Regions from separate parts of the Homo sapiens genome. Here region 1 is linked to region 2. A link is a loop called in an ENCODE intact Hi-C map of the cell type or tissue named here. Cell type or tissue: MCF 10A. All regions are shown on one strand. Links, peaks and the distances in the headings refer to the core of each region. The heading gives the core; the rest is flanking DNA.

Region 1 (16,026 bases), core at 8,363-10,862, 160 kb before region 2:
TAGTTTACTTGGGTAGAGGTGTTTGTAGTATTCTCTGATGGTAGTTTGTATTTCTGTGGGATCGGTGGTGATATCCCCTTTATCATTTTTTATTGCGTCTATTTGATTCCTCTCTCTTTTTTTATTAGTCTTGCTAGGTCTACCAATTTTGTTGATCCTTTCAAAAAACCAGCTCCCAAATTCATTAATTTTTTGAAGGGTTTTTTGTGTCTCTATTTCCTTCAGTTCTGCTCTGATTTTAGTTATTTCTTGCCTTCCGCTAGCTTTTGAATGTGTTTGCTCTTGCTTTTCTAGTTCTTTTAATTGTGATGTTAGGGTGTCAATTTTGGATCTTTCCTGCTTTCTCTTGTGGGCATTTAGTGCTAGAAATTTCCCCCTACACACTGCTTTAAATGTGTCCCAGAGATTCTGGTATGTTGTGTCTTTGTTCTCGTTGGTTTCAAAGAACATCTTTATTTCTGCCTTCATTTCGTTATGTACCCAGTAGTCATTCAGGAGCAGGTTGTTCAGTTTCCATGTAGTTGAGCGGTTTTGAGTGAGATTCTTAATCCTGAGTTCTAGTTTGATTGCACTGTGGTCTGAGAGACCATTTGTTATAGTTTCTGTTCTTTTACATTTGCTGAGGAGTGCTTTACTTCCAAGTATGTGGTCAATTTTGGAATAGGTGTCATGTGGTGCTGAAAAAAATGTATATTGTGTTGATTTGGGGTGGAGAGTTCTGTAGATGTCTATTAGGTCTGCTTGGTGCAGAGCTGAGTTCAATTCCTGGGTATCCTTGCTGACCTTCTGTCTCATTGATCTGTCTAATGTTGACAGTGGGGTGTTAAAGTCTCCCATTATTAATGTGTGGGAGTCTACGTCTCTTTGTAGGTCACTCAGGAATCTTGCTTTATGAATCTGGGTGCTCCTGTATTGGGTGCATATATATTTAGGATAGTTAGCTCTTCTTGTTGAATTGATCCCTTTACCATTATGTAATGGCCTTCTTTGTCTCTTTTGATCTCTGTTGATTTAAAGTCTGTTTTACCAGAGACCAGGATTGCAACCCCTGCCTTTTTTTGTTTTCCATTTGCTTGGTAGATCTTCCTCCATCCTTTTATTTTGAGCCTATGTGTGTCTCCGCACGTGGTATGGGATTCCTGAATACAGCACACTGATGGGTCTTGACTCTTTATCCAATTTGCCAATCTGTGTCTTTTAATTGGAGCATTTAGTCCATTTACATTTAAAGTTAATATTGTTATGTGTGAATTTGATCCTGTCATTATGATGTTAGCTGGTGATTTTGCTCGTTAGTTGATGCAGTTTCTTCCTAGTCTCGATGGTCTTTACATTTTGGCATGATTTTGCAGTGGCTGGTACCGGTTGTTCCTTTCCATGTTTAGTGCTTCCTTCAGGAGCTCCTTTAGGGCAGGCCTGGTGGTGACAAAATCTCTCAGCATTTGCTTGTCTGTAAAGGATTTGATTTCTCCTTCACTTATGAAGCTTAGTTTGGCTGGATATGAAATTCTGGGTTGAAAATTCTTTTCTTTAAGAATGTTGAATATTGGCCCCCACTCTCTTCTGGCTTGTAGAGTTTCTGCTGAGAGATCCACTGTTAGTCTGATGGGCTTCCCTTTGAGGGTAACCCGACCTTTCTCTCTGGCTGCCCTTAACATTTTTTCCTTCATTTCAACTTTGGTGAATCTGACAATTATGTGTCTTGGTGTTGCTCTTCTTGAGGAGTATCTTTTGTGGCATTATCTCTGTTTCCTGAATCTGAATGTTGGCCTGCCTTGCTAGATTGGGAAGTTCTGCTGGATAATATCCTGCGGAGTGTTTTCCAACTTGGTTCCATTCTCCCCATCACTTTCAGGTACACCAATCAGATGTAGATTTGGTCTTTTCACATAGTCCCATATTTCTTGGAGGCTTTGCTCGTTGCTTTTTATTCTTTTTTCTCTAAACTTCCCTTCTCGCTTCATTTCATTTCATCTTCCATCGCTGATACCCTTTCTTCCAGTTGATCGCATCGGCTCCTGAGGCTTCTGCATTCTCCAAGTAGTTCTCGAGCCTTGGTTTTCAGCTCCATCAGCTCCTTTAAGCACTTCTCTGTATTGGTTATTCTAGTTATACATTCTTCTAAGTTTTTTTTCAAAGTTTTCAACTTCTTTGCCTTTGGTTTGAATGTCCTCCCATAGCTCGGAGTAATTTGATTGTCTGAAGCCTTCTTCTCTCAGCTCGTCAAAGTCATTCTCCGTCCAGCTTTGTTCCGTTGCTGGTGAGGAACTGCGTTCCTTTGGAGGAGGAGAGGCGCTCTGCTTTTTAGAGTTTCCAGTTTTTCTGCTCTGTTTTTTCCCCATCTTTGTGGTTTTATCTACTTTTGGTCTTTGATGATGGTGATGTACAGATGGGTTTTTGGTGTGGATGTCCTTTCTGTTAGTTTTCCTTCTAACAGACAGGACCCTCAGCTGCGGATCTGTTGGCATACCCGGCTGTGTGAGGTGTCAGTCTACCACTGCTTGGGGGTGCCTCCCAGTTAGGCTGCTCGGGGGTCAGGGGTCAGGGACCCACTTGAGGAGGCATTCTGCCTGTTCTCAGATCTCTAGCTGCGTGCTGGGAGAACCACTGCTCTCTTCAAAGCTGTCAGACAGGGACATTTAAGTCTGCAGAGGTTACTGCTTTTTGTTTGTGCCCTGCCCCCAGAGGTGGAGCCTACAGAGGCAGGCAGGCCTCCTTGAGCTGTGGTGGGCTCCACCCAGTTCGAGCTTCCCAGTTGCTTTGTTTACCTAAGCAAGCCTGGGCAATGGCGGGCGCCCCTCCCCCAGCCTTGCTGCCGCCTTCCAGTTTGATCTCAGACTGCTGTGCTAGCAATCAGAGAGACTCCCTGGGCGTAGGACCCTCTGAGCCATGTGCGGGATATAATCTCCTGGTGTGCCATTTTTTAAGCCCGTCGGAAAAGCGCAGTATTCGGATGGGAGTGACCCGATCTTCCAGGTGCCGTCTGTCACCCCTTTCTTTGACTAGGAAAGGGAACTCCCTGACCCCTTTCGCTTCCCGAGTGAGGCAATGCCTCGCCCAGCTTCGGCTCATGCATGGTGCGCACACCCACTGACCTGCGCCCACTGTCTGGCACTCCCTAGTGAGATGAACCCAATACCTCAGATGGAAATGCAGAAATCACCCGTCTTCTGTGTCGCTCACGCTGGGCCTCTGATTTTATTTATTTACATCTTCTTTTTTTCTTAGTCTAGATAAATGTTTGTCAATTTTGTTTAATTTTTCAAAAACCAACTTTTTTTCATTGATACTTTGTACTGTTTGCTTCATTTCAATGTCATTTATTTCTGCTCTAGTCCTTATTATTTATTTTCTGCTACTAATTTTGGGTTTGGTTTGTTCTTGCCGTTCTAGTTCTTTAAGATATATAGCTAAGGTGTTTATTTGTGGTTTTTCTTCTTTTTTGATGTAGACTTTTAGAGCTACGAACTTCCCTCTTAGTACTGCTTTTGCTGTATCCCACAGGTTTTGGTATATTGTGTTTCAATTATCATTTGTTTCAAGGAATTTTTCAATTTCATTCTTAATTTCTTCATTGACCCACTGGTCATTCAGGTGCATACTGTTTAATTTTCATGTATTTGTATAGTTCCCAAAATTCCTCATTATTTCTAGTTTTATTCCATTGTAGTTAGAAAAGATATTTGATATCATTTCAATTTTTAAAAATGTTTTAAGACTTGTTTTGTTGCCTAACGTATGTCTATCTTTGAGAATGATCCATGTGCTGAGGAAAAGAATGTCTATTCTGTAGCTACTGGATGAAATGTTCTGTAAATATCTTTTAGGTCCATTTGATCTATAGTACAGATGAAGTCTGGTTTTTCATCAGTGTTCTTTCTGGAAGATCTGTCTAATGCTGAAAAGAGGAATGTTGAAGTCTCCAACTATTATCGTATTGGGAGTGTGTCTCTTCCTCTTTCACTCTAATAATATTTGCTTTATGTATCTGGGTGCTTCAGTGTTGGGTGCATATATATTTAAAATTGTTATATCCTCTTTCTGAATTGACCCCCTTCATGAGGATGGAGCACTCATGGCCTAACTACCTCTTTAATGGTCTCATCTCTTAACATTGTTGCATTAGGGATTAAGTTTCATTAGGTTGCATCAGGAATTATAATGACCTTCTTTTGTCTCTTATAATTTTTGTCTTGAAATTTGTCTAATATACGTGTAGCTACTCTTGCTCTTTTTTGGTTTCTATTGGCTTGGAATATCTTTTTCCATCCCTTTATTTTCTGTCTATTTGTGTCTTTATAGGTGAAATGTGTTTCTTATAGGCAACAGATCATTGGGTTTTATTTTTTATCCATTCAGCCACTCTATATCTTTTGATTGGAGAGCTTAATCCATTGACAGTCAAAGTCATTATTGATAAGTAAAGACTTACTGCTGCTATTTTGTTATCTGTTTTTTGGCCGTTTTGTGGTCATTTCGTCTTTCCTTCCTTCTTGTCTTCCTTTTAGTAAAGCTGATTTTCTCTGGTGACATAATTTATTTTCTTACTTTTTATTTTTTGTGTATCTGTTGTATGATTTGGGTTTGAGTTTTTCATAAGGCTTGGAAATACAATCTTAGAACTCATGATTTTAAGCTGATAACAACTTAATTGTTTGCATAAAAAAATGAGCAAAGAAAACTAATAAAAACTCTACCCCTTAACTTCATTCCCTTGCTTTTTAACTCTCTGTTGTTTCTATATATATCTTTTATACTCTATGGCTTGAAAAGCTGATATAGTTATTATTTTTGACTAGTTCATCATTTAGTGTTTCTACTTCAGATATGAGTAGTTTACACACATTTACAGTGTTATATTTCGTTTTTCTGTGTACTTATTATTATCAGTGAGTTTTGTACCTTCAGATGATTTCTTCTTGCTCATTAACTTTATTTGCTTTCTGACTGAAGTACTCCTTTTAGTATTTTCTTGCAGAACAGGTCTGGTGTTGATAATCCCTCAGCTTTTGTTTGTCTAGGAAGTCTTTATTTCTACTTCATGTTTGAGGGAGATTTTTGCTGGATATACTATTTTAGGGTAAAAGGTTTCTTCCTTCAGCACTTTAAATATGTCATGCCACTCTCTCGGCTTGTAAGGCTTCCACTGCAAAGTCTGCTCCCAGACGTATTGCAGCTCCATTGTATGTTACTTGTTTCTTTTCTCTTGCCGCTTTTAGCATCCTTTCTTTATTCTTGATCTTTAGGAGTTTATTAAATGCCTTGAGGTAGTCTTCTTTGGGTTAAATCTGCTAGGTGTTCTATAACCTTCTTATACTTGGATATTGATATGTTTCTCTTGGGAGGTAAAAGGCCAATAACCACTCTTAGATTTGCCCTCTTGAGGCTATTTTCTAGATCCTGTAGGCATACTTCATTCTTTTTTATTTTTTCTTTTGTCTCCTCTGACTGTGTATTTTCAAATTGTCTGCTTTCAAGCTCACTAATTCTTTGTGCTGCTTGATCAGTTCTGCTGTTAAGATTCTAATGCATTCTTCAATATGTCAATTGCATTTTTCAGCTCTAGAATTTGTGCTTGATTCTTTTTAATTATTTCAATCTCTTTGTTAAATTTGTCTGATATACTTCTGAATTCCTTCTCTTTGTTATCTTGAATTTCACTTTCCTCAAAACAGCTATTTTGAATACTGTGTCTGAAAGGTCACATATGTCCATTTCTTCAGGGTTGGTCCTTGGTGCGTTATTTTTTTTTTTTTTTTTTTTTTTTTTTTTTTTTTTTTTGAGACAGAGTCTCGCTCTGTCGCCCAGGCTGGAGTGCAGTGGCGGGATCTCGGCTCACTGCAAGCTCCGCCTCCCGGGTTCACGCCATTCTCCTGCCTCAGTCTCCCAAGTAGCTGGGACTACAGGCGCCCGCCACTACGCCCGGCTAATTTTTTGTATTTTTAGTAGAGACGGGGTTTCACCGTTTTAGCCGGGATGGTCTCGATCTCCTGACCTCGTGATCCGCCCGCCTCGGCCTCCCAAAGTGCTGGGATTACAGGCGTGAGCCACCGCGCCCGGCCCTTGGTGCGTTATTTAGTTCATCTGGTGAAGTCACTTTCCTGGATGGTCTTGCTGCTTGTAGATGTTTGTTTGTACCTGGGCACTGAAGAGTTAGCTATTTATTGCAGTCTTCACAGTCTGGGCTTGTTCTCATCCATCTTGGGAATGCTTTCCAGGAATACAAAAAGGACTTGGGTGTTGAGACCTAAGCTGTATCTGCTATAGGGGCACCCCAGGCCCAGTAATGCTGTGGTTCTTGCAGACTTGTAGACATACTGCCTTGATTGTCTTAGACAACATCTGGGAAAATGTTCTGAATTACCAAGCAGAGACTCTTGTCACTGCCCTTACTTTCTTCCAAATGAACAGTCTCTCTCTCTGTTCTCAGCCATCTGAAGCTAAGGGTGGAGGGACATAGCATCCCCATGGCCATGACCATCAGGATTGTGCTTGGTCAGATGTTAAACAGCACAGCACTGGGTCTTAACCAAAGTCCACTGTAACCACTACCTGGCTACTGCCTATGCTTTCTCAAGGCCCTAGGGCTCTGCAATCAGCAGGTGGCAAAGCTAGCCAGGCCTGTGTCCTTCCCTTCAGGGTGTCAAGTTCCCCCAGGCCCCAGGTGGATCCAGAAGTGCTGTCTCAGAACTGGGAGTCAGGGACTACAATAAAAAACCTTAGCAGTCTACCTGGTATTCTATTTTACTGGGGCTGAGCTTACATTCAAACCACAAGACACAGTCCTTCCCACCCTTCCCTTTCCAAAGGCAGATGAACCTCACCCCATGGCCATCACAACCCAGGCCTACAGGGAGTACTGCCAGCGTACCAGTGATGTTCCCTTAAGACCCAAGGGTTCTTCAGTCAGCTTGTGGTGAATGATGCCTAGGCTGCGAGTCACTCTTCAGGGCAGGAGGCTCCCCTCTGGTCCAGGGCAGGTCCAGAAATGCCATCCAAGAGCCAAGTCCTGGAATTGGGGACCCCAAGAGCCTACTTGGTATTCTACCCCCATGACTGTGCTGGTACCTAAGGTGCAAGACAAAGTCCCCTTTACTTTTCTCTCTGCTTTTTTCAAGTGAAAAGTCTTGTCCTATAGCCATCACAGCTGGAAATGTACTCAGGCCCACCTGATGCCACCAAGTATCAGAGTCTCACCCAAGGCCCTCAATGCAGTCCCTGGGCATCACTGATGGTTATTCAGGGCCCCAGGGCTCCTCAGTTAGCAGGTGATGAATCTTGCCAGGATTGGGTCCTTCCCTTCAAGGATATAGGTGTCCTTCTCACCCAAGGAGTGTCTAGAAATGTCATCTTGGAGCTAGGGCCTGGAAAGGGGGCATCATGACTCTGACCAGTGCCCTATCTTACTGTGGCTAATCTGGTATCCAGGATGTAAGATAAAGTCCTCCCCACTATTCCTTCTCCTCTCCTCAAGCAGAGGGAAGGGGTCTATTTTGGAGCTGCAAGCTGAGTGGTCTGGGTTACGGGAGGGGTGATTGCCACACTCCCTTAGCTGCCCCAGCTGGTGTCTCAATAGAACACGTGCCACCCCCAGTCCACGGTCTCTGGGCCTAGTTCAGCACTAGGACTCACCTAGGAGTTGCAGTTCTTGTGGCCTAGACTGCCTTTCAAATTTACTTAGAGCACCAGAGCACTTTAGCCCATAATAGGAGGGCTTATGCAAACTCAAGTATTGACCACTAGGATCAGCAATTCCCCTCTGGTTAGGGCTGGTTTAAATATTCCCTCCATGGGTAGGCATCAGCTGAGTTTGGTCCAATTTTGCTTTCTGTTATAACAAGATAGTGCTGAGTTCAATGCCTCAAAACTGCTGCACTGACTGTCCCTCTCCCCAGTACACAGAATCACTCTCCGCACCATGTCGCCACTCCCAGGGAATGGAGGAAGGGTGGCGTCAGTGACTCAAGACTGTTTTTCCTACCTGTTCAGTGCCTCTTTCAGTGATATAAAGTTAAAACCAGGTACTATGAGTGCTCTTATGCAGTTCTTAGGAAGGTGTTTTTTTGTGTGTAGATAGTTGTTAAATTGGTGCGCTTGCAGTGGGTGTCTTCTATTCAGCCATCTTGTTCCACCCCTCATCTACATCTTTCTAATATATAAGGATCCCTTAAATACCAAGAAAAAAAATGCCAAAACCCAAGGGGGCAAAAGATATAATAGAGAATTCACAGAAAAAGAATCGCAAATAGCCAATGAGCATTTTTAAAAGATGCTCAACTTCACACAGAGCGAAGCGCAAACTAAAACTTCTATCTATCCGTCCCCCTGTGAGATTCAGAAAAATTCCTAAGTTTGACCACAATCCCTGTTGGTGAGGCTGTGGAATAAAATGTACATTGCTATTGGTGCCAAATGGTGACACAAGGAACTTGGAAATATATATATATCAAAATTGAAATTCAGCAATATCCATCAAATACCAGCATATTTCTCCTTTAACTTAACAATGCCACTCCCAGAAATTACCCTGAAAATGAACCTCCACAAATAAGAAACATTGTACAAAATTGTTCACTTACAGTATTTGTAAGAAAAATATACTGGAAATAGCCCAAATGTCCATCAATAGGGCATTGACTGAAAAAACTACAGTTCATGCATGTAATGGACTACTAAATGGTCATAAGGATGAAGAAATACCTAGCACTAACACAGAGGAATCTATAGGAATATTTTATTAAATAAATAAATTCACTTAATTCTTTTATAAAATATTCTATATTACATTTAGAATGAGAAAGGCTGGAAACTAAGACTCATGGGTATTTACGTGTTTATATATTTTTAGGATTTATTTTTTTAAAAATGGACTGGAATGAGAAACCAGAAAGCAGAAAAAAAAAAAAATACTCATGTTGCAGAAGGAAATAGGGCAGGGAGGATAAGGATAGAAACCAGACTAGTATTTTACATATTCAAAAAATTAAATCATTAAAGGTTTCAAGGTATTCCATCAGACTAGATAACATGAAGGACTATGCTAGCATAGAATACCTAAAAGAGTACCAGATCGACATGAAACTTTGTCTGTAAAAAGACAGTACAGAATTAAAAGATCACTCAAACATGAAGTATTTGCTACACACAAGCCTACAAGCAGTCAGTATCCAGGACACATAAAATATACATAGGAGATATAGACATATTAAAGACACATTCCATAAAGAAAACCAAACTTCAGAAAAGGAACATGAGCAAATGACATTTCATAAATGAAACATTGATGGCCAATTAACCTAATTAGTAATCAGAGAAATATAAATTAGAACTACAATGAGCTATCAGATTACCAATAATGATAAAAGACTGAGATATTGTTGGTGAAAACATGTAACAACCAAGACTGTTATCCCTTGCTAAGAGGGGTACAACTGGAATAACCATTTAGGAAAATAATTTAGCATTACCTTGAAGATGCAAAGAAGTGCATATCATATGAACTAGCAATTCTACTCCTAGAAATATATCCTAGAGAAACTTTTTATACATGTGTGCAAGGAAAAATGTCAACAATACTCCAAGTAGCATTGTTCTTCATAGGAAAATATTCAAAACAACGTAAGCAAAATATTCAAAATAACCTAAATATCCATTGTTAGAAGATACATAAATTGTGATATATTCATACAGTAGAATGCTGTATAGCAGGAAAAATAATAAATGTACTAGAGCTACAAGTATCAAAGCAGATGAACTGTAAAATATAATATTGGGTGAAAAAAAAAAGCAAGTTGCAGAAAAATATATAGAGTTGGATCAATATATAGAAAGTTCAAAATAAAGCAGTTAAAAAGTCTGTGTTATAACAAAAAACAAATTCAAGGAAATAGTTACCTCTAGAGGGCAGGATATGAAATACAATTGAAGAAATCTTCAAAAGTATTATGTATTGTTTCTTAAGCTACCTAGGGAGTATGAGGGTTATCTGTTTTATTCTTATTTGCTAAACTGTACCTATACATTAATGTACTCATGTATATTTAATAAAATATAAAAGTAATTTTAACGAGTCAATTGCATTAGTAGTACTAAAATATCCATGATATATATTTGTTGGCAAACATCTAAAAAATCACTTCAAATTTAACTGATTTCTATTTAATTGTTAGTTTTTAAAATAGAGTAAAATTAACTTATACAGTTATACTGACAGATTTTCTTAGTAGATATTCGCTTGCTTTTTAAAGAATATATTCCTCCTTCTTCCATCAGAATCTAGGAGAAAACCAAAATGTTAACAATTCCTAAGTATACATAATAATATTCACTTATATCTACCTTATTTACACTACCAATTCATTTTATAGTACTTTTCTTTTACATTACTTCAGTTCAACATGGTTTATTTTTAAACCACAAAGAAAAATTAGCCTGTGGTAAACAATAAAATGAAATTTAAATTCGTTAAAAAACAACAAGCAACAGAATAGACACTTGCCAAGAAATGAATTACTGAGAAAAAGGAAAAGCTTCAGGTAATCATAGTAAATGCAGCTGAAGAAAGACAAACATATTAAGGCAATTTGGAAATTTGTTATTCTTTATTTAATTTCCTAAGTTAGATCATCAGTCGTTTATTATCAGGTTTTTTAAATAATAAAAGCTCTTAGAGGTATAACTTTCTACAGAACACACTATTGGTTTTGGTTTCCATCACTTTCTATGTAATTTGTACTTTATTTTCATTTCCTTTCTCTAACAAAGCAAACGAACCCTGAGTGTTTCTTTATTTCCAGGATGTTAAGGGAAGTTAAGTATCTCTTTTTAGTTGATTTCAATTTTATCAAATTTTGATTAGAGAATGTACCCATGAATCTCTCCTTAAATAAATGTCTTAGATTTTCTTTATGGCTTACTATATGAATTATGTTTGCATACATATCATGGGCTTATAAAAATTTTTTTCTATACATTCTCTGTTGGTAGGATATAGAATTTTAGATATATAAAATAAAGGAGAAATTGTCTAGCTGCTTCCCAAACCTGACTCCCTTTTTCTTGGACATACAGCTAGACTGTATTTCCCGGCCTCCCTTGGAATTGGTTTAGACATGTTACGTAAGTTCTGGTCATAGGCAGAAGTAACGTAAACTACTGCCGGTCCTGGTCCATAAAAATCTTCCCCACAATCCTCCACTTCCTTTTCCTTTCTTCTCTCTGGTAACAATAAACTGGGAGCCACCAGTTTAGGGCCTGAATAACTACATGGAGCAGAGCCCCTTCCCTAACCCCTCTATCTTATCATTTAAAAATCTTTTCTCTTCAAGTCATGACACATTCAAGCCCCAAACTTGCAAGAAGAACACAAAACTTTCAAGAAAGCTATGTAGACCCCACGGCAGGCCTGCACTCCAATACCTACTTCAGATCTGTTTGAGAAGGACAGCAAAGATCTTCCTAAAGGACAAGACACTAAGTTATTCACAAATGTCCTCCATCCTCCAGGATGGCAAGCCTTGCTATGGATCAGAAAATCTGCATCTCCTATTTTTCTCTTTTCCGAATGGGCTTTTTATTGCATTTATATGGTCTTTGCTCCAATAGTATATATGTTTTCTTAATGTATGTATTTTGCTATCTGTTTGCTTTCAACCTTTATTATATTCTAGATACGTTGCTTATAACCTATATTGATTTTTTCTTAATAATTTGATATTCTTTGAATCTTGAAAAGAATTCATATTCAATATATTAATTCATATTCAATATGTTAATTGCTATCATATTCAATATGTTAATTGCTAAGTGGGTTTCATTTTTAACACTGTATATAGAATTGCTATTTCATTTCTTCCCATCTTGATCCGGTTTCCTAGTGTGACATCATCACTCTTGAATTTTGTTCTTCCACGTCTCCACTTCTCTGGTGAATACGTTCCCATGTTAACAATTGTATTTTAACTTTATTCCTCTACTAAACCTTTAAAATTAAATAATTATACTCCTCTAATACTTTGTTCTTTCCTATTCTCTCCCACTCCCATCAAAGGCTCTTGAGAACACCACATGTCCCCATCCAAGAGGCTTGTTCTGTTTGCTTGTTTTAGCCCGTATGTCTCTTCATCAATTCTTCCTCAGCAGAATCTACCTGTTTTAATTTTACCTAACCTGTGGGCAGGTGCAACCCAGCCCTCTTTCTACTCCTACCCCTTCATTCCATCCCATTGGTGACTCTTGCCTTGGCCCCTCTGGTAGAACGTAATTTTAGTCAGGGTTCCACTGCACCTTTGGCCATGGCCAGGCATCACAATTTAAAGTCCCCATACCTGCTCTACCCAAGGAACTCCTCATAGCACCTGATTCCCTTTGGGCTACATCAATAGGCTTTTTTCTTTTTTGACTAGTTCTAGCTATATTCAAGCTGCCAGCTTTCTAGACATAGGTGTGGTCAAACAGAATTTGTTTTTGAAGTATTAAATTCTGTTGATAATTCATCTTTTGGGAGGATACATCTATATTATTCATATTTGGGGAAATATGAATTATTTAAAGGAATAACAGGACAGCTTCCATCACTACTGACCACATTTTCCTCCTTTTTCTTTCCTACGACACTAGTACTCCTCAAACCTCTCTAGTAGCTCATTCTCAGCCCCCTTTTCTGGTTCCTCTTCTACTTCATACCCTCCAACCTGAAATGTGCCTTCTCAGGAATTTGACAATTTTTGTTCTTATTCTATACACTTTCTCTCGAGAATCATATACTTGGATGTAGTCAATTATCTGCTATTCATAAAGGCTGAAACATCTCTTCTCACCTCAAGCCCTGTATATATAATTGCCTACTATACATCTCCACATAGATCACAGGTTTTTCAGAAGATCCTCACTTGAGCTCAGTGGGTCAAACTTACCTCTCTCAGAAATTGCTCCTCCTCTGAATCAGAGTGATGCTAGGTATTGTTTTTAAAAAGTATATCACAAAATGTATAATGCCAAACACAATCATTTCTCTCTTGTGTAATAATCTAAAGTGAGTGTTTCTGGTAAGCAGGCAATTTTCCTCCATGTAGTGATTCAGAGACCCAGTCCTTTCCATCTTGTGGCTCCATTATCCCTTGGGGCCTCACTACCATCTAGCCATCAAAGAAAGACAGCATGGAAAAATAATTCCCTTTTCTTATAAGCCTTAACCTAAAATGATGCACATCACTTCTCCGAACATTTCATTAGTGAGATCTAGCCATATGGCCACATGTACATGGATGGATGGTTAGGAAACATGTTCCTTGGCTGGGAAGCCATTTCATGGTGGCAGCTCTATTCTATTAAAAAGGGTACATTCTACAAAAAAAACGGTACATGGATTTTGATGGACAGTTAACCTTTTTCCTGCCACCTCCTCCTATGGTTTCAATCTTGTTCAGTAGCACAATCCCATCAACTACCCATTTACTCAAATCATAAATAAATCTAGGTCTTTCTCAATTTCTTCCTTCTCCCTTAACTAATCACCAATCACCAAGTACTATCAATTCTAGATCTAAATCTTCTCTTCTCTCATTTCATCCTTACTGCTATTGTAAAACTTCAAGCTCTCATTATTTCTTCCCCTAACTTGAGCTGTTCCACTTATCAAATCCCTCCTCATTGTTGCTAGAATCAACTTTTTTATTACGATGTCATCATATTCCTCTGCTAAAATTTGTTTAGTGGATCTCTGTTTAATGATCAATAATTAAACTGTTATATATCATACAAGGCCATTCATGACCTACCTTTTTGTATTGTCCAGAATTACCTAGGCCACTCCTGCACCCTTTATCATTAGTATTATAAATTGTAGCTATAACAATAACTAGAATGAAACAAGGTACTTGAAATTTCTAAAACAGGCTGTACTCTGACATCTTAGTATATCTATGTTGCTCTTTCTTCCCAATTTGACCATTTGGTAAACAACTTATTGATACTGTGCTCAAAAGTTACCTCCTCCATCACATCTTCCTCCTGTTTACAGATGAAACTTAGAAGTATCTGTTACTAATAACCCAAAACAAACTTTAATTCAAGCAATTTATCTAAATGCATTATATTTTTGTCTCTTTCTGACTAGCCACTAGATGAAGACTTCTTAAAGACAGGTTCCATGTCCTTTCATCTCTGTACCTTGCAGAGTCTAGTGCATAACAGAATATAATCTTGAGAACAAAGCACCATTTTATCCCCAGTGTCTAGCATACAGGAAACATTCAATAAGTGTCTTTATATGAATTCATAATATGTACTCAATAAACATTTATTGAAGAAAAAAGGGAAAACAGTATAGCTGAAAATATCAAGTCAGATAAGACAGACAGTTTGAATCTTGGCTTGAGAGTGTGACCTCAAACAAGTTATCTAATCTCTTTACATTTCAGTCTCTTTTGCTGTGAAGACTTTAGCAACTCAGGCTCCTGTAGATTAGAAATAAACTACATAAACTTCCTAGCACTGTTGTAAAAATTACACCCTTATGATGGCAAGGGATTATAACATTACATAAGCAGTGTTTATAGATATTTCAATAGTATGGCAAATATAAAATTATGTAGCACATTGAAACCTAAAGCATTTTCATGTTGAAAGATGATATGGTTTGGATCTTTGGGTACCCCCCGGCAAATCTCATGTTGAATTATAATCCCCAGTGTTGGAGATGGGGCCTGGTGGCAGGTGACTGAATCATGGGAAGTAGTTTCTCCTGAATGGTTTCGCACCATCCCCCTTGGTACTGCCCTTACAATAGTGAAGTTTGCTGTCATGAGATCTGGTTGGTTAAAAGTGTGTGGCACTCCCACCTCACTCTCTCTTGCTCCTGTCTTTGCTGTTTGAGATGCCACACACCTGCTTCACCTTCCACCATAATTCTAATTTCCTGAGGCTTCCCCAGAAGCCAATTCTTCCCCAGAATCCTGCTTCCTATACAGCATGTGAAACCGTGAGCCAATTAATCTATTTTCTTTATAAATTACCCAGTCTCAAGTATTTTTTATAGCAATGTGAGAACAGACTAATACAGAAAATTGGTGCCAGGAGCGGAATTTTGATATAAAGATACCTGAAAATGTGGAAGGAATTTTGGAACTTGGTAATGGGCAGAAATTGGAAGAGTGTGGCAGGCTCAGAAGAACACAAGATAAGGGAAAGTTTGGAACTTCGTAAAGACTGGCGGTGGAATGGTTATAACAAAAAAGGCTGAAAATGCTGGTAGTGATATTGATAGTGAAGTTGAGGCTGAGGAGGTCTCAGATACAAATGAGGAACTTATTGGGATCTGTAGCAAAGGTCACTTTTGTTATGTGTTAGCAAAGAACTTGGCAGCACTGTGCCCCTGCCCTAGGGATCTGTGGAACTCTGAACTTGAAGGTGATTAATTTAGGATATCTGGCAGAAGAAATTTCTAAGCAGCAAAGCATTGAAGATATGGACCAGCTGCTTCATAAGAACCACCTATGTTCATATGTGTGAGCAAAGAAATGATATAAAACTGGAACTTATATTTAAAACAGAAGCAGAGCATAAAAGTTTGGAAAATTTGCAGCCTGGCCATGTGGTAGAAAATAAAAGCCCATTTTCCGGGAAGGAATTCAAGCAGGCTGCAGAAATTTGCATAAGTAAAAAACGAGCTAAGTGCTAATAGCCAAGGCAATGGGGAATAGGTCTCAATGGCATTTCACAGAACTTCATGACAGCCCCTCCTATCACATGCCTGAAGGCCTAGGATGGAAGAATGGTTTCCTGGGCCAGGCTCAGGGCCCTGCTGCTCTGTGCAGCCTCAGAACACTGCTCCCTGTATCCCAGTCACTCCAGCTCCAGCCATGGCTCAAAGGGGCCCATGTACAGCTCAGTCTGCTGCTTCAGAGGATGCAAACTGTAAGCCTTGATGGCTTCCATGTGGTGTTAAGCCTGTGGGTGCACAGAGTGTAAAAGTTAAGCCTTGAGAGACTCCACCTAGATTTCAAAGGATGTATGCAAAAGCCTAGA
Region 2 (16,026 bases), core at 13,268-15,767:
AGAGGGAGAATATAAGGCAAATTTTCAAAAGTTTTGAGGCCCTGGTTGTCATTATTCATTCACTGATTCAGTAAATACTTGTTGACACTTCCATGTACCAGTTGCTATGCTAGGGATTCAGAGATTAACAAGACAGTCCTTGTCAGAGCCCTCATGAAATATTTTACTATATCAATATTAAACAAATGTATGCCAGTTAGATGTTGTGACTCCATATAAATGACTTACTTGTTTTGTAGTATCTTCTCAGCTCTTGTATTTTCTATCTAAGACCACTCTGTTGCAATTTAAGTGATAAGCATATTCTGGCAGCAGGATTCCCTCAATAATACACTTTTGGGCTTCACAATCTTCATGATCTTTAACTTGGGCTATTACAAGTTCCAACAAAACCAGTCCTTAGGACTATATCATCCTTTGCCAGTAGATGGTCCTATGTATTTAGCATGTTGTCTTGAAACCTAAGAAACCGCTTCTCAAGTTCAGATCATGTAAAACTAGCCAGTTTTATACATTCAAAGGTAAGTCTCGTATGTTACCACAAAACTCAGATAAACATAGCAGGAAAGTTCTAAAAAGCAAAAGAAAAATAAACAATTATAGTTGTGTTATAAACAAGGATTCCAAAGTTAATAATATTTAAAGTTACATAATTTGTCTCAGTACTTGTGACCCAATATAGAAACAAAAAGATTAAGTATTCACTTATGAGTTTTTATGTGATTTAATATTATACCTAAAAACAGATTATGTAGCAATGAAGCAATGAAATACTGATAAACATGAAATAATATTAACTTGGCTATATCATTTAATTTTAGTCAGTTTAATCCATATAAATAAGGGGTAACCTTATATATGAAGTATATTTAATTTGTATATATTAAATATATTAAATTTAATTAAAATGCATTGGACCTACAAATGTATAAAACTAAAGAATTTTCTGATGACTCACCTGGGAAGGTGCAAAAGAGGTCTTATAATCAGGTGACAGCTTATGGAAAGCTAATATAATGAGACCTTTTTCAACATGCAGATGCTGATATTTCCAGAGTGACAAAGACCGATGAAGCAATTGTCAAAGTCCCCTTTTTTAGGCTAGCTCATTGTTTATATGAGACAAGTTTCCAAGACTCACATAGGTAGGGTATAGATAAATGAGGTTAATGTAGATCCAAGCAGCTACAGATGCTCCTTGACCTAAGAGGGGGTTACATTTTGATAAACACATAGTAAGTTGAAAATATCATGAATCAAAAGTACATTTAATATACCTAACCTGCCAAACATCATAGTTTAGTCTCGCCTACCTTAAATGTGCTCGGTTGCATTACATTAGCCTACAGGTGGGCAAAATCATCTAGCATCATAGTGCACTGTAGAGTATTAGTTGTTTACCCTTCTGATCAGTGGCTGACTGGGAACTGAGGCTCACTGATGCTGCCTAGCAGTGCAAGAGAGTATCATACTGCATATCTCTAGCCCAGGAAAAGATCAAAGTTCAAAATTGGAAACTGGAAGTACAGTTTCTACTGGATGCATATCACTTCCACACAATGGCAAAGTTGAAAAATCGTAGGTCAAACTCTCATAAGGCAGGGACCTTCTATACATATATTTTACAACCTGACACACATACACACATGCACATGCACATACACATATACACACACAACCCCTTAGAAGTTTATTACAAAGCAGCATAAATATTTTGAGGACTTAAGTTACTGAATTCTTTTTTATTTTGGTAAAAAACACATAACATAAAATTTACCATCTTTAACATTTTTATGTGTACAGTTCAGTAATGTTAACTATATTCATATTGTTATGAAGCAGATGTTCAGAACTTTATCTGGCAGATCTGAAACTCTATGTCCATTAAACTCTCCTTTTTCTCCAACCCCTAGTTCCAACTAACCACCAGTCTACTTTGTTTCTATGAATTTGACAACTTTGGATACATTATATAAGTGGAATTATACAGTATTTGCTTTTTTGTGACTGGCTTATTTCATTTAGCATAATGTCCACAAGATTCCCCCATGTTGTAGCATGTGATAGAACTTCCTTCCTTTTTAAAGCTGAATAACAGTCCTGTACATGTATATACCATATTTTGCCTAATCATTTACTTGGGTTGCTTCAGCCTCTTGGCTATTGTGAATAGTGCTGTGTGAATATGGTTGTACGATTATCTCTTTGAGACCATGTTTTCAGTTCTTTTGGATATATACCTAGAAGTGAATTGCTGAGTTTTTATTTGTGTGTGTGTAGAATCTCCATCCTGTTTTTCCTAGCTGCTGCACTATTTTACAGTCCTACTAACAGTGCACAAGGGCTCCAATTTCTCCACATCCTTACCAGCACTTGTTATTTTCTACTTTCTGTATAGGAGTCAATCTAATGAGTATGATGTGATATCTCACTGTAGTTTTGATTTGCATTTCTCTCATGATTAGTGATATTGAGCATCCTTTCATATGTTGTTGGTCATTTGTATATCATCTTTAGACAAATGTCTTTTCAAGCCTTAGCCTGAAAAAAAAATTTTTTAATTAAAACTTGTTTCATGGTATTTAAGGCCCACCATGATCTGGCCTCAATTTGTTTTCTCTGCTTCCAAATAGCTGTTTCCCCTTATCCTTCCTCCATTCCTCTGTTCTTCATTCCCTTGACTGGACACAGTGGGTGTTCCCTTTTGCTTTTCCTCTTACTCATTTTATTTTCTCAGCCAACAATGCCCTTACCCTACCATCTTCATCTATCAAAACCCTATCTAGCTTCAAGGACATTTAAAATTTTTTTTCAGTTGTATATTTTCCTTTATTATGACTATAGAGGACTTTATTTCAAATCTTACCATTACATTTATCATATGCTACCTTTTATCATGTATCTTCCCTAACCACTCATTCATTCATTCAACCAATCACTATTTATTTGTCACATAATCTCAGACTATTCAATCTAAAATACTCCCCCAACCAGTCCTTCTTCAACACATTACCCAGTTTTATTGTTCATGTAACTTATTATTATCTCCATTTATCTTATTTATTTATATGACAATTGAATCTAACTTCATATAACCTCCACCCTTCTTAGACTATAAGCTCTGTGGGGTAGGAATCTTGCTTGTCTTATTTAGTTAGTATTCATGGCACCTAGAACAATACATGGCAGATAGGGAACACTTGAAAAGTATTTATTCAATAGGTGCCTAAATGCATGAGTGAACAAATGAATACAAATGGAGCAAAAAATAAAAAATGTGAATGAAAAAATAAAGGTTAATTTCTGAGAATGAATAAAATTACTGTAGGAGAAGAATATTAAAAAGTGCACTCACTCCTTCATATTCTTGTGTATTAAACCCACATTATTAGGTAAAATTATAATGTGCAGTTTTTTCTTTTCTGCTGAACAGAAAAATTAGGCATCTTGGGAATTTCATAATATTTATTTCATCTACTTTCTTTCCTCCTCTCCAGAATAAATTAAGAATTAACTCACTGGTTTAAATCTTCCCAACAGGATGGTGATAATAAAAGTTTTACAAACATTTCTTCTAATTCCTTGATTCAATAGAAAGTAGATATTACAATAACTATATAAATGGACTATCTAGCTCCATGTTTTCCTCTCTCTTTGAGTCCCCAAACTGTATATCCTTCCTCTTTCTGCTTCTTTGGGTAGCTCTCAACATCCCTCAAGTCAGGTGGACAGGTCCAGGAATTCATAGATCCTATACTCTTACTATTATCAAGCCAATGACCATAAAGAGGTCTTTCCTCAAATTAGAGTCTTTTTACTTTCTTTTTGTGTTTGTATAAAAAAAACTCAATGCCAACAGAACAACCTTACCCTAATGGCCACAAGACCTGATCACAACAATGAAAAGGTCAATTCACAGCAGAAAGCAAATTTTCACCAATAATAGAGCCTGTTAGAAATACAGCACCTCTTCTCACCACCAGCCTTAGGTATCGGCTTGAGTGATGATTAGGTACACTAGCTTTGGAGAAAGACTGCTTGGTGGGGTCCTGCCTCTGTTATCTCCCTGCTGAGAATGTTATATAACCTCTTCATGCCTCAGGTTTCTCATTTTTAAAATGGAGATAATAATGGCACTTACTTCATTGCATGTTGTGAGGCGGGAGAATCGCTTGAACCCGGGAGGCGGAATTTACAGTGAGCCAAGATTATGCCATTGCACTCCAGCATGGGTGATAAGAGCGAGACTTCATCTCAAAAAAAAATCTTACCTGAGATTCCTCATGGAACAGAGTCCTATCTAAGCCAAATTTTTGAAGGCTTTATTTTTAGGCTTTGTTAGTCTAAGTGAAAAATAATTACTCTTGCTGCACTTCATGCAAATAATCAGGCCAAGTACAGGAAGACTAAAGTTTATTTTGTAAACAAATTAGTTCTACCATGATTTGTTTTTAATAAAAATGGGGACTAGAGAGACAAAAATTATGCTTCAAAAGAAAAACTATAGTACACTGTTGTTAGCTGTTTTTGAGGTGTTTTTCTGCAGTTTAAGCTAAATTCTAAATTCTTTGTGGATTAGAAGTCCCCAAACTAATGCTTTCAAATCTTTGCTTTTAAAATTGGAAATTGTACTACTCATCCTAGGACTCGTTATTTACCTTACAGTAGGCTGTTCACTTAAACACTGTAGTAAAACTGTAGATAAGAGTACTAATGTTTCTGCCATGCAAGCCTTGGAAGCTCAACCAGGCCTGCATGAGTACACTCAGACAGTTGCAAAGCAGTTCCACTCTTCTCACCCTGGGGTTCACTCCCATTCCCACTATGTCTCCTGTCAGCAGGAAGAAGCCAGAGCGATCCACAGCCTTTTCCTATCTTCATAATCTACACCTTAAGATTAAGGTGTTATAAAACCTAAAGGGAGGGATTGAAACCACCTTTGCAAAATTATGACGGAGACAGTGAAAGAGATCTAACTTAGCTGACTCCATCTTGCTTCTAACCTCCAAGCTGTCCTTGTTCATTCCTGGGTGTAGGCTGAAATAACTTTGGGATAAACTTAGTTTATAGTTTACACTTTACACAAAGACAGTAACAGCCCTTTCCCAAAGCAGACCTCCTTCTTGCCTGGGGACTAGATTGTCTTTGTAGGATGAACATTAGCCACAAGATTAGAAATTATGGTTTACGAGTCATGTAGCTGGAGGCTACAAGATTCCTACCCTCCCTAAACTGCTCCTGAGATCAGTGCTTGAGATATTTTGCAGACCCTGCACTTGATGGATCAGCTGGCATCACCCAGATCAATAAACTGGCTCATCTGATCTCGTGGCCCCCACCCAGGAACTGACTCAGCACAAGAAGATAGCTTCGACTCTATGATTTTATCCCTGACCAATCAGCACTTCTGGCTCACTGGCTTCCCCCCACCCACCAAGTTATCCTTAAAAACTCTGCTCCCTGAATGCTCTGGGAGACTGATGTGAGTAATAATAAAACTCCAGTCTCCCACACAGCTGGCTCTGCATGAATTACTCTTTCTCTATTGCAATTTCCCTGTCTTGATGAATTGGCTCTGTCTAGGCAGTGGGCAAGGTGAGCTCCTTGGGTGGTTATATCATTAGAGAAGGACGTATAATTTTGTGGGAGAGGTAGTCCTTTTGAGTTAAAAGACCCCAAGTGTGAGCTGATAGAGGATACTGAACTAGTGCTCAGTGTCTGATGCATAGTAGTTACTTAATATATGTTTGTGGAATAAGTAACAGAATGACTGAATGAATCCATAAATAAAGTATTAACAGAAAAAAGGGAAAAGGAAATAGGCACATGCCAATAATAAAATTGCTTTCTTTGCAATTGGGCTAAGGTTCCAAACGTCAGATGGCATGTTGCTGAAATTGTATGGACTTTCTCTCTTTGCAACAGATCCTACTGGTTACTAAAGCCTGGATTGTATGTAAAATAATGTGTCCAAAAAGCTGAAACAAAAGCTGAAACACTAAGTTCTTCTCAATTCCGTTTCTCCAGTCCCAAATTTGCTGGTGTTCCTACACAATTTTAATGTGTCCACATCATGCTTATATCTTTCATACAATCCCCACAAAGGAAAAGGACATAAGAGAGCAAGGGACTTGGAAAAAAAGAATAATAAATAGAAAGATAAGGAAATGAAAGAGAGATGGTAATATATGACTGCAGCGGCAACAGAAATTATACTTAGAGAGGAGAGGAGTAATTCTGGAGACCTATGACCTATGACCAAGGGTCCAAATGTCACGCTGGCTTCCCTCATCTCTCTCTCATCTTCTCAGATGAATTTCCATGTTCTCAGGAAACTCTGGGCAGGTGAATATTGAAAATTCTCTGTCCTTATAATGGGATGAAAAATTGGATTTTATCACAATCTTTATTGATATTTTGACTTAATATGATAAGTCAAAAACTATACTGATCATACCCATCTGGCAAAATTCCAATCATGTGTGATCCTAATCACTGGTTCTCTTCATATGTGGAAAAGAGCAGCTGAGTGCTGCTGGAGCAAGTCACTCTTCGAGGTAAAATATTCACTATAAATTCATGATGATCAACTTCAAAAGATTTGTCAGCACCATTCAGCAATCCTCCTGTATTTCTTTAGTTCTCTCACTGTTCCACTCTGTACAACTGGTCTCAAACTTTTCCTGCTCTCTGAACAAGCCCAGTCCTCCCCTCCCTTCTTTTCTCACAGCTGATCATTGGCTGACCCTTTACATTTCTGCCACCAAACGTAAAAACTGACCCTTATCCTCATTCATTCTATACTTTGTCCCTTTTCATAAACATAGCATTGCCTATTTGCCTACCTAATTCAGTCACCCCTAGAACTCATCCATGACATCTTCTTGCTCTTCATACTCCACAGCCAATTCACCATCAAATCCTATTCATTGTGACCCCTAAATAACAGCCCTTGAATAAGTCCTCTTCTCTCCATCTTCACCATTATTAGCAAGGTTCAAGAATAACTGTTTTCTCTGACCTGGACTACTGCCATTGCTTTCTAACTAATCTCTCTACATCCATTCATTAACTCTACCAATTTATTCCTTTTTTTTTTTTTTTGAGATGGAGTCTCGCTCTGTTGCCCAGGCTGGAGTGCAGTGGCGTATCTCAGCTCACTGCAACCTCCACCTCTCGGGTTCAAGCGATTCTCTTGCCTCAGCCTCCTGAATAGCTGGGACTACAGGTTCGTGCCACCACAACTGGCTAATTTTTTGTATTTTTAGTAGAGATAGGGTTTCCCCATGTTAGCCAGGATTGCCTAGATCTCCAGACCTCATGATCCGCCCGCCTTGGCCTCCCAAAGTGCTGGGATTACAGGCATGATCCACCATGCTTGGCAATTTATTCTTTAAAATTTCTTTAATATTTTAAAATTTTATATTACACATATATGAAAACTTCATGAAACATAAACATCCAGCTCAATGCATGATCACAAATCCTGTTTAACCACCACCCAGGTTAAGAAATAGAGCATTTGCCAGCACTGCAGAGGCCCACCCTATGCTGCTTTCCTTTTAATTACCAGCCCTTCCCACTCCTAGTGCCATCACTATCCTGTCTTCTAACACCACATTAGTTTTGCCTGCTTTAAACTTTATACAGATAGGATCATATTGTTTACATCTTTCTGTCTGTATTCTTTTACTTAATGTTATGTGCATGAAGTTCATTAATGTTGTAGTGTGTAGTTGTTTGTTCATTCTCATACTATATGGTAATACTTTTACAGCACAATGTATTTATTCACTCTACTCTTGATAATCCTTTGGTCTGGTTCTAGTTTAGGGCTATTAAGAGGAGCATACTGCTGTGAACATTTTTATCCATGTCACGTGCTCCACATGTGCACACATTTCTCTTGAGCCCATCCATTCCAGTCGCAGTAGCCAGTGACCTTTTCCCACTGCAAATCTAATCCTGTGATTGTTCTCTCAATTACTTTTCATAACTCTTGGGAAAGACTAAAATATTTAACTTTGTCCATAAGCCCCTACATAATCTGAATTCCTTTCTCCTCAAGCCTCTTCTTGAAGCACACTTTCTGTGCTTCAGGTCATTTTTTCCTTTCCTGAAATGGGAGATGCTCCTCGCATCGCAAGAGTCTTTCACAGGTTATGACACTTGCCTGGAAAGCTGCCCCCTCACCGACTTTACTCATTTTTTTCTTCAGATTGCAGTTCTTTCTTCAATTCCACAGGGACGCTTTCTTAAACTCTCTTTTCCAGTTTAATTCTCATAACAGCACTGTCTTCTTTATATCATTTATATCACAGATGTAATTTTACTTTTCTTTAACATCTATTAGGTTGGTGCAAACGTAATTGCAGTTTTACTATTACTCTTTAATATTTCCAATCTCCCATTTCTATTTACACTACTAGATCATCAGTTTCATGCAGACAATTACTATGGGATTTGTTTGTTTGGCTCTAGATTTTCTCCTAGCCTTTTGCCTGGTCCATAGTAGGAACTCAAGAAATATTTGTTCAATTGTTTATGAAAACAGTGAAACTCTGTAAAATATTTGAAGACATTTATTCTGAGCCAAATATGAGTGACCATGGCCCATGACACAGCCTTCAGGAGGTCCTGAGAACATGTGCCCAAGGCGGTTGGTTGCAGCTTGGTTTTATACATTTTAGGGAAGCATGAGCCATCAATCAAGTACATTTAAGAAATACATTGGTTTGGTCCAGAAAGGTGGGACAATTCAAGCTGGTGGGGGAAGGGAGGGTGTTTAGGCAATTTAAACATTTTCTGGTTGACAATTGGTTGAGTTTTTCTAAAGACCTGGGATCATAGAAAGGAAATGTTCAGGTTAAGACAAAAGATTGTGGAGACCAAAGTTCTTTTGAAGTCTCATAGTGGCTGCCCTTAGATACAATAGATGACAAATGTTTCCTATTCTGAACTTTAAAAAATGCTAGACTCTCAGTTAATCTCTTCAGAATTGGGAGGGCCTAGAAGAAAAATATCTAGTGCTGTCAATAGAGATTCTTTACAGATGCAAATTTTTTTCCCACAAAGGATAGCTTTGTAGGGCCATTTCAAAATATGGCAAAGAAACATGTTTTGGGGTAGAATAATTTGATGTTCTTCTTTGTCACGTAATGCTATGCCAGAGTCAGATCAGAAAGTAAGTCAGGATACATAGGGTTAAATAAAACCCATCTGATGAGAATTTATGGTTTGTAAGGTATGACTCCCCAGACCCCTTAGGTAGGAATTTGGGCAAGATAAGAAAAATCAGAGCTTAGTCCTCAGAATGAATGAATTAATCAGATCACCACTCTTCACTATGTGCAAGGGCTATAAGTAAGAATTAAGGTTAAGTATCAGAGAATTGGCGTAGAGTCACTAAAATGTTTTCTAAGGGGATTATTAAAAACAAGAACAACAGCCCTTGCTGGATGGCCGGCTGTTAGGTGGGCCAGACGATGTGGTCTGACAGACCAACTGTCTGTGAGCACTCAGTGCACAGGAAACCTGGATCAATGCTCCACAGAGGCAGGGGACAGGCAATACTATGGTGTGAGGTGAACCTGGATTTGAGTCATCACTCTTCCACTTAATCTCTGTGTTACTTTGGAAAAATTAGAAAGCAGGAAACCTTGGTGGCAAGATAAGCTGGGATCTGGCTCTTGACTATAGCTGTCAGTGTGTTATAATGCTGTTATTATAACAGCCTGGCTGCTGGAACCCCCAGTAGTAAAGTGAAATAGTCAAGGCTCCCCAGCACAGACAATAGCTACATTGACCTTGAGTTTAAGAAAAGCCCTCCCATGATCTCTTATAAGGCACTGCACTTGGTACTGTGCTGTTTTTGATTAATGCCTTTCTCAATATCATAGGCTCCTTCTTGCTGGTCCACTACATCAGCAAGGGTGGGGCAAGTGTCGTTCCAGTCCTGCTCCTAGGCATTCTGGTGTTCCCATTGAGATTTTAACTCCTACAATAACTTTCCAGATTTTGATGACTAGCACCCACCTCAGCCCTGAGGAAAAGAGTCTCAGTGGGACTGCCCCAGCTTTAAGATATTGAGCAGAAAACTATAGCTAAAGGGCTAAGGAATCCTGTAGTTTGCATATGTTTAACAAAACAATAACCAGATTTTACGGGCCCATCCCAAAGATATTAACTGAGCTTACAATTAGCTAATTAGGACATGTTCTGTTTCCCATCTCTTGACCCTGGCAAAAGCTCCTGCCAAGTTTTTCAACAGTAATATGCATGATGGAAGAATAGAAATACTAACTATGAAAATGAGAAGTTATTCTGTGTCGAAAGTGTTGCTGTCACCACCCTCTTTAGAGTTAAGCATTTCTTTTAGTCTGCACTGTCAATTTGTTTTTGTACCAAATGGAAGAATGCAGTATGTCTAATTTCTTATTAAGAGGTAACTGATTTTTGAAATATCAAAGTATCTTATTGAAGGGTTCTTGTGTAAGTTCGAACCCTGAGAGTGCGCCAACAGACAACACGAGGTGGTGTGGAGCAACATGCTGTTTTAATGAGCGCCTGGGTGCAGGCGGGCTGAGGCCTAAAATGGCATCAGCCCCAAGTGAGTATGGGACAGGGGTTTTATAGTCCTCTGTAAACAGGAAGTGTCCCAGTCTGACCTGACTGCTACATAGTACCCGCACGGCGTCTTTCTCGATCTTCAGATCTTCAGGGGTACGTGTTTTCCAGCCAGGGTAGCTGTCTTCCGGCCAGGGTAGGTGTCTTCCCGCCGGCTCTCTTCCCGCTTCTGCTATCTTGCTGACGCACCCTGTTGACGCAAGTAGCCTTGCGCCTTGGGACTGGGTCTGCGAAGGGAGGAGTTACTCATCCCTTCAAGCTTTCAGGCCCCAGGGAGAATTTCTCACTTATCCCCTATATTTATCTCTAACTTCATGTTTTAATGGAAGACGTTGGCAAAATCAAGTATCAGTGTGGGTTTGTTACCAGTGGAAGGTGTCCAGGTTCTTGGCGTCTTGAACAAAGAATTGGACAAAATGCACAAACAAAGCAAGGAAAGAATGAAGCAACAAAAGCAGAGATTCCTTGAAAATGAAAGTACACATGCCTGTAATCCCAGCACTTTGGGAGGCCAAGGCAGACAGATGACTTGGGGCCAGGAGTTTGAGACCAGACTGGCCAACATGGTGAAACCCCATCTCTACTAAAAATAATAATAAAAAAAATATCCAGGCATGTGGCAGGCACCTGTAGTCCTAGCTACTCGGGAGGCTGAGACAGGAGAATCGCTTGAACCCTGGAGGTGGAGGTTGCAGTGAGACGAGATGGCTCCACTGCACTCCAGCCTGGGAGACACAGCGAGACTCCACCTCAAAAAAAAAAAAAAAAGAAAGAAAGAAAATGAAAGTACACTCCACAGTGTGGGAGTGGCCCAAGCATAGGGGCTCAAGAGCCCCATTACAGAATTTTGGGGGGTTTAAATACCCTCTAGAGGTTTCCATTGGCTACTTAGTATACACGCTATGTAAATGGAGGATATTTCCTGTCATAGGTGAAGTGTTTCCATTTGATTTAGTTATAGGAAGTCCTTAGGTTCCCTGCCTCCAGACCCTATTCTCCTGCCTCATTCTGATTCATCTGTAATATTTTTTACTTACTTTCTTATTGATAGCAACCAGGAATTTTTTTATCCCACAGAGCAAGTTTTTAAAATGTAAACACTTTCTCTGTTTACCAGTTCGTGGTCAGCTCTGGATCTGGTCTACCAATAGGTTGGACAACATATAATTTGCATCATTTTGTCCTTGTAAATCAAGGTGTTCTGTAGATCATGCATTTAAAGACTGGACTTTTGGTTGTTTCCTAATGAAAAATGTACATAAGTGGTTATTATTCTGAGTTTATAACTCAGCTAGCATTATTGCTAGCACCTTGTTTTATGATGTCATTCTGATAATGATTGAAAGACTCAGCCTGGATCCTTGGATCCCTGGAGGACCAGATTGCTTTATTTTGATTCTGTTTTTTAGCTTGTAAAAAGGTGACATATTCAAAAGAAATGAAAATGTTAAAATCTAAATCCTAGATTTAAAATGAGTTAACTTTAAACATTTCAGACATCATTTTAATGATTTTATGATATATTCAATCCTAATATCCAAATCTATCTTCATTTTTAGGCAGCTGGCATTATGGGTCACACTCTACTTTCCAGTCGTTCTTTTACTCAGGTTATAGACTGGCACAACTAGAAGCCTGGATATACCATCAACTGAGATTTGGAAGGCTATGGTAGAGCAAGTTTTAGGGGGAAGATGAGTTCAGTTTTGCACAAGTTTAATTTTAGGTGTCTACCTGATATCCAAGTGGAGCTTTTGAAGAGGTAGGTGCAATGCATGTGTGTGTCTAGAGTGCGGAGGGGGTCTAGGAAATTTGGACAATCTCCTAAGAGTCAGAGGGCAGGGTGAGATCACCAGTGGAGTGAGTGCACACAGAGAAAAAAAAAAAGAGGACTCAGGAAATGAGGCACAAAGAGAGAGCGGCCTGAAGCAGCCTCCAAGTTTAGGCACATTTGGTAATGGAGGGTAGCCTGGGGAGTCCAGTATTAGTCACATCTACTTGGCAATGAAGATGTGAGACAATATACATAAAGCTTTATCATGGGTAGTGTTTGCAATGCAAGGCTCAAACCAGAAGGTTTTTAGCCTAACCAAATTAATTGGTCCTTTTTATGAAGGTGATGCTGCTGGCCAAAAAACAAACACACACACTCAATCAAAATGGAACACAGGGGTATAAAATGAAAAGTAAACATTTAGGGGGATGGAAAGTGAACGTTTTCTCCTTCAGCTCACCTCTCAAGGTTGTCCAGTTAAGTTTCTTGTATACGATTCCTAAAATGCTCTAAGCACCTAAACAAATATCTGTTTAACAAACAACAACAACAACAACAAAAACTCTCCTCCCCATTTTACTAAAGCCAAGAATTCCACAGTATAGTCATTGGTTCCCGTTAAAATCAGAATTTAGCATGTTCAATGTATATAAAAGTGTTAGCTTAATTTTGCCAAATATAAGAACCGGTTTATGAACAGTTTATATGTGCCTTTTCTTAAAATATAACTTAAGCATGAGAATATATTTGACCCTTCCATATTTGGGAGCTTCTGGCTGCTCAGGCCCCTCTACTGCAGATCTAAGACACAGTCAAAACTCTCAGTGCCACCAGAGTTTCTGTGGTAGAATTGTCTGGGGTCTGATACATTCTCAAAAATATCAAAGCAACATTATTTAAATGAGAGAATGATGTAGGGAACAAATAAAAGTGAAATAGAAAACATCTTTCTGGACACATGGCCTCTGTGTATATGTGTGAAAAGTAGATGAACAAATATATAAGGTTTCTTCTGGACTGTGTATTTTACATGGAATTTTCATTCATTCTTTATTTTATTTTATTTATTTATTTTTGAGACGGAGTCTCACTCTGTCGCCCAGGCTGGAGTGCGGTGACGCGATCTCGGCTCACTGCAGCCTCGCCTGCCAGGTTCAAGTGATTTCCGGCTAATTTTTGTGTTTTTAGTAGAGACAGTTTTCACCATGCTGGCCAGGCTGGTCTCAAACTGCTGACCTCAAGTGATCTGCCTGCCTCCGCCTCCCAAAGTGCTGGGATTACAGGCATGAGCCACCGCGCCTGGCCTCATTTCTTTATTGTTTAAATTTTTAATTTATACTTTCAATAGCATGTAGTATTTACTTAAGGCTACTTTTCAATTATGGCATTATATTTTGTATTAGTTTCCAGGTAAGTATAAACACTTGGCATAGTTTGTGTATATTTTAGAATGAATAAGTGTTGAAAATTAAGAGATTACAGTATCAAGTTGCTTGGATATCTAAGTACAGACAAATTTCAATTCGTTGAATGTTAAAGCAAAAAAAATTTATCTAAGATATTTCGAATTTAGAGATTATACATTTTTAATTGAATATGTTAACTATGTAGATTTATTTTGGACTATTTGTAGATTTTATGTAGATTTATATTTGGACTTTATTTGAAGTGAATTAACAAAAATAATCTACAAACTACCTTTGATACTAATGGAGATTTATTTGCCCTCACATATGTCTTTTTTAATAAGTAGTTTGAAAGTCAGAAAACTTTTAAAATAACATAAAATTTATTTTTTAACTATAGATTTATAGAGAGGTCTAGTGATTTGAAAAACATAACAATTACCTGTTTGTGTTTGTTTAAATATGTAGTTTCCTTATTCTTAAAGTTAGGAGTTAGATTAGATGCTTTTTAAAGTTTTTTCAACATTTTGTGATTACTTAATCCCACCGTCTGATTCCAAATGTGGTCAGGGAGAGTGGATTGGATCTTGTTTGATAGCCCTCTAGTGGCTATAACTTTAAAGGGGCACAATATTTAAGAAAGAAAAATTGTTCCAGAGAAAAGAAAATCCATTTAGAGAAGCAAAAGGGCCAGGAAGGACAGAAAGGAAGTTAACTAGATAGTGAGACAAGCATTAAATTAGAGGCCAGTGTCAGACAGCGCAAGCCAGGTAGACAACGAGATATAAAGTCAATATTTTCTCTTTGTTTTCTTTCTTTCTTTCTTTCTTTCTTTCTTTCTTTCTTTCTTTCTTTCTTTCTTTCTTTCTTTCTTTCCTTCCTTCCTTCCTTTTCTTTCTTTCTCTTTCTTTATTTCTTTCTTTCTTTCCTGCTTTCCTTCCTTCCTTTCTTTTCTTTCTTTCTTTCTTTCTTTCTTTCTTTCTTTCTTTCTTTCTTTCTCTTTCTTTCTTTCCTTCCTTCCTTCCTTCTTTTCCTTCCTTCCTTCCTTCCTTCCTTCCGTCCTTCCTTCCTTCCTTCCTTCCCTCTCTCTCTTTCTTTCTTTTTTTCTTTCTTTCTTTCTGGGTCTCCCTGTGTTGCCCACATTGGTCTCAAACTCCTGGGCTCAAGGGATGCTTCTGCCTTGGCCTCCCAAAGTGCTAGGATTACAAGTGTGAGCTGCCATGCCCGGCCTAGAGTCAATATTTTCTGAGCATGCTTTGTACTAGGAGCTTTTCACATATTTTCTCACTTTATCTTTACAAAAACTCTATGAAGCTGGTGTAAGCCCAATTTTTACAGGCAGAGAAACTAATGATAGGAGGGGAAAATGACATTCCAGATCACACAATTAGAAACTCTAAAGCTGGGATTTGATTCCAAAGTCAATGCTCTTACCATATCATGTAACAAGTGAAGTTTCAAATTGTGTTTAACTGAAGATAATAAGTTGGGCAGAAGTTGTCCTTTATTCCTTACAGCATTGCAGCCTCCTGTTGGCTCAACAACTGGACTGGCAGGGGCATGATGGATGTGACAGGGCCACCACCCTACTGCACACCTATCCACCTACTTATGGTTCTTGTGAAACTGGAAGTAAGGGGTGGAGTTCACTGATGACTCCCAGGTTCATAGCTGCTAACATAATGCATTAGCTTAAAATGGGTGGAGAAAAAAAAACAGTAATACTATCACAATTTGTGATGAAGGAGTTGTTTCTATACCCCAGGTTCTGCAAAGCACACTATTCACATGCACCAATTTTTTATCACTTTCGTTGAGATTCATTCCTATCATACGCCTTCTGTTTCTTATTTTTCTTTATCTATTTTCATAACATGTAATACTGTATCTATAGCCAAAGGCTAGAGATGGGCTGTGTTTGGTAAAACACTACACTGGTTCCAGGCAGTACCTAAAGATGCTGTGAATAGTTTTAGGGATACTTCTTGGACGATGAAACAAGACGTGTTAGGGAGTGCCTATTAATTTCTAAAGACTGTTTTACAATTGTTACAAAACTAGAGATTATGACATTCTAAAGTAATTTTTAAAAAATATTTGAATATACCCCTAACACAGGGGTTAAAGAAGAAAATTTTCCACAAGGTAGATCTCACTATAGAAAAACCTCTACATGAACATCTGAATGAAAATGTGAATAGGTTGTTTTTTTCCTTAGAA

Evidence for each region. A loop is a pair of places that touch in the nucleus more often than their neighbours do. Peaks named below come from ENCODE experiments on the same cell type or tissue, not always from the same donor. Only the 100,000 strongest peaks of a DNase experiment are listed, where the experiment ranks them.
Region 1: it touches region 2 in a loop (6-fold over the local background); 7 of 110 quality-filtered maps call a loop at or near these places.

The regions. Positions count from the first base shown.
Region 1 is chr12:39,686,298-39,702,323 of GRCh38, reverse strand. It overlaps REDIC1 (regulator of DNA class I crossover intermediates 1), which reads right to left. Exons shown (of 13, transcript NM_001031748.4): 11 at 10,212-10,275. Among named protein-coding and RNA genes, the nearest start is that of REDIC1, 68 kb to the right of the region's middle. RefSeq lists enhancers at 2,396-2,895, 2,896-3,397. In MCF 10A, for the core only: no CTCF peak of the experiment used is centred there; no DNase peak of the experiment used is centred there.
Region 2 is chr12:39,533,540-39,549,565 of GRCh38, reverse strand. LOC124902918 (a long non-coding RNA gene) reads right to left here and starts at 3,300. Exons shown (of 2, transcript XR_007063277.1): 1 at 959-3,300; 2 at 1-571. It also overlaps a transcript of ABCD2 not described here. In MCF 10A, for the core only: a CTCF peak has its summit at 14,408 (motif pointing left); no DNase peak of the experiment used is centred there.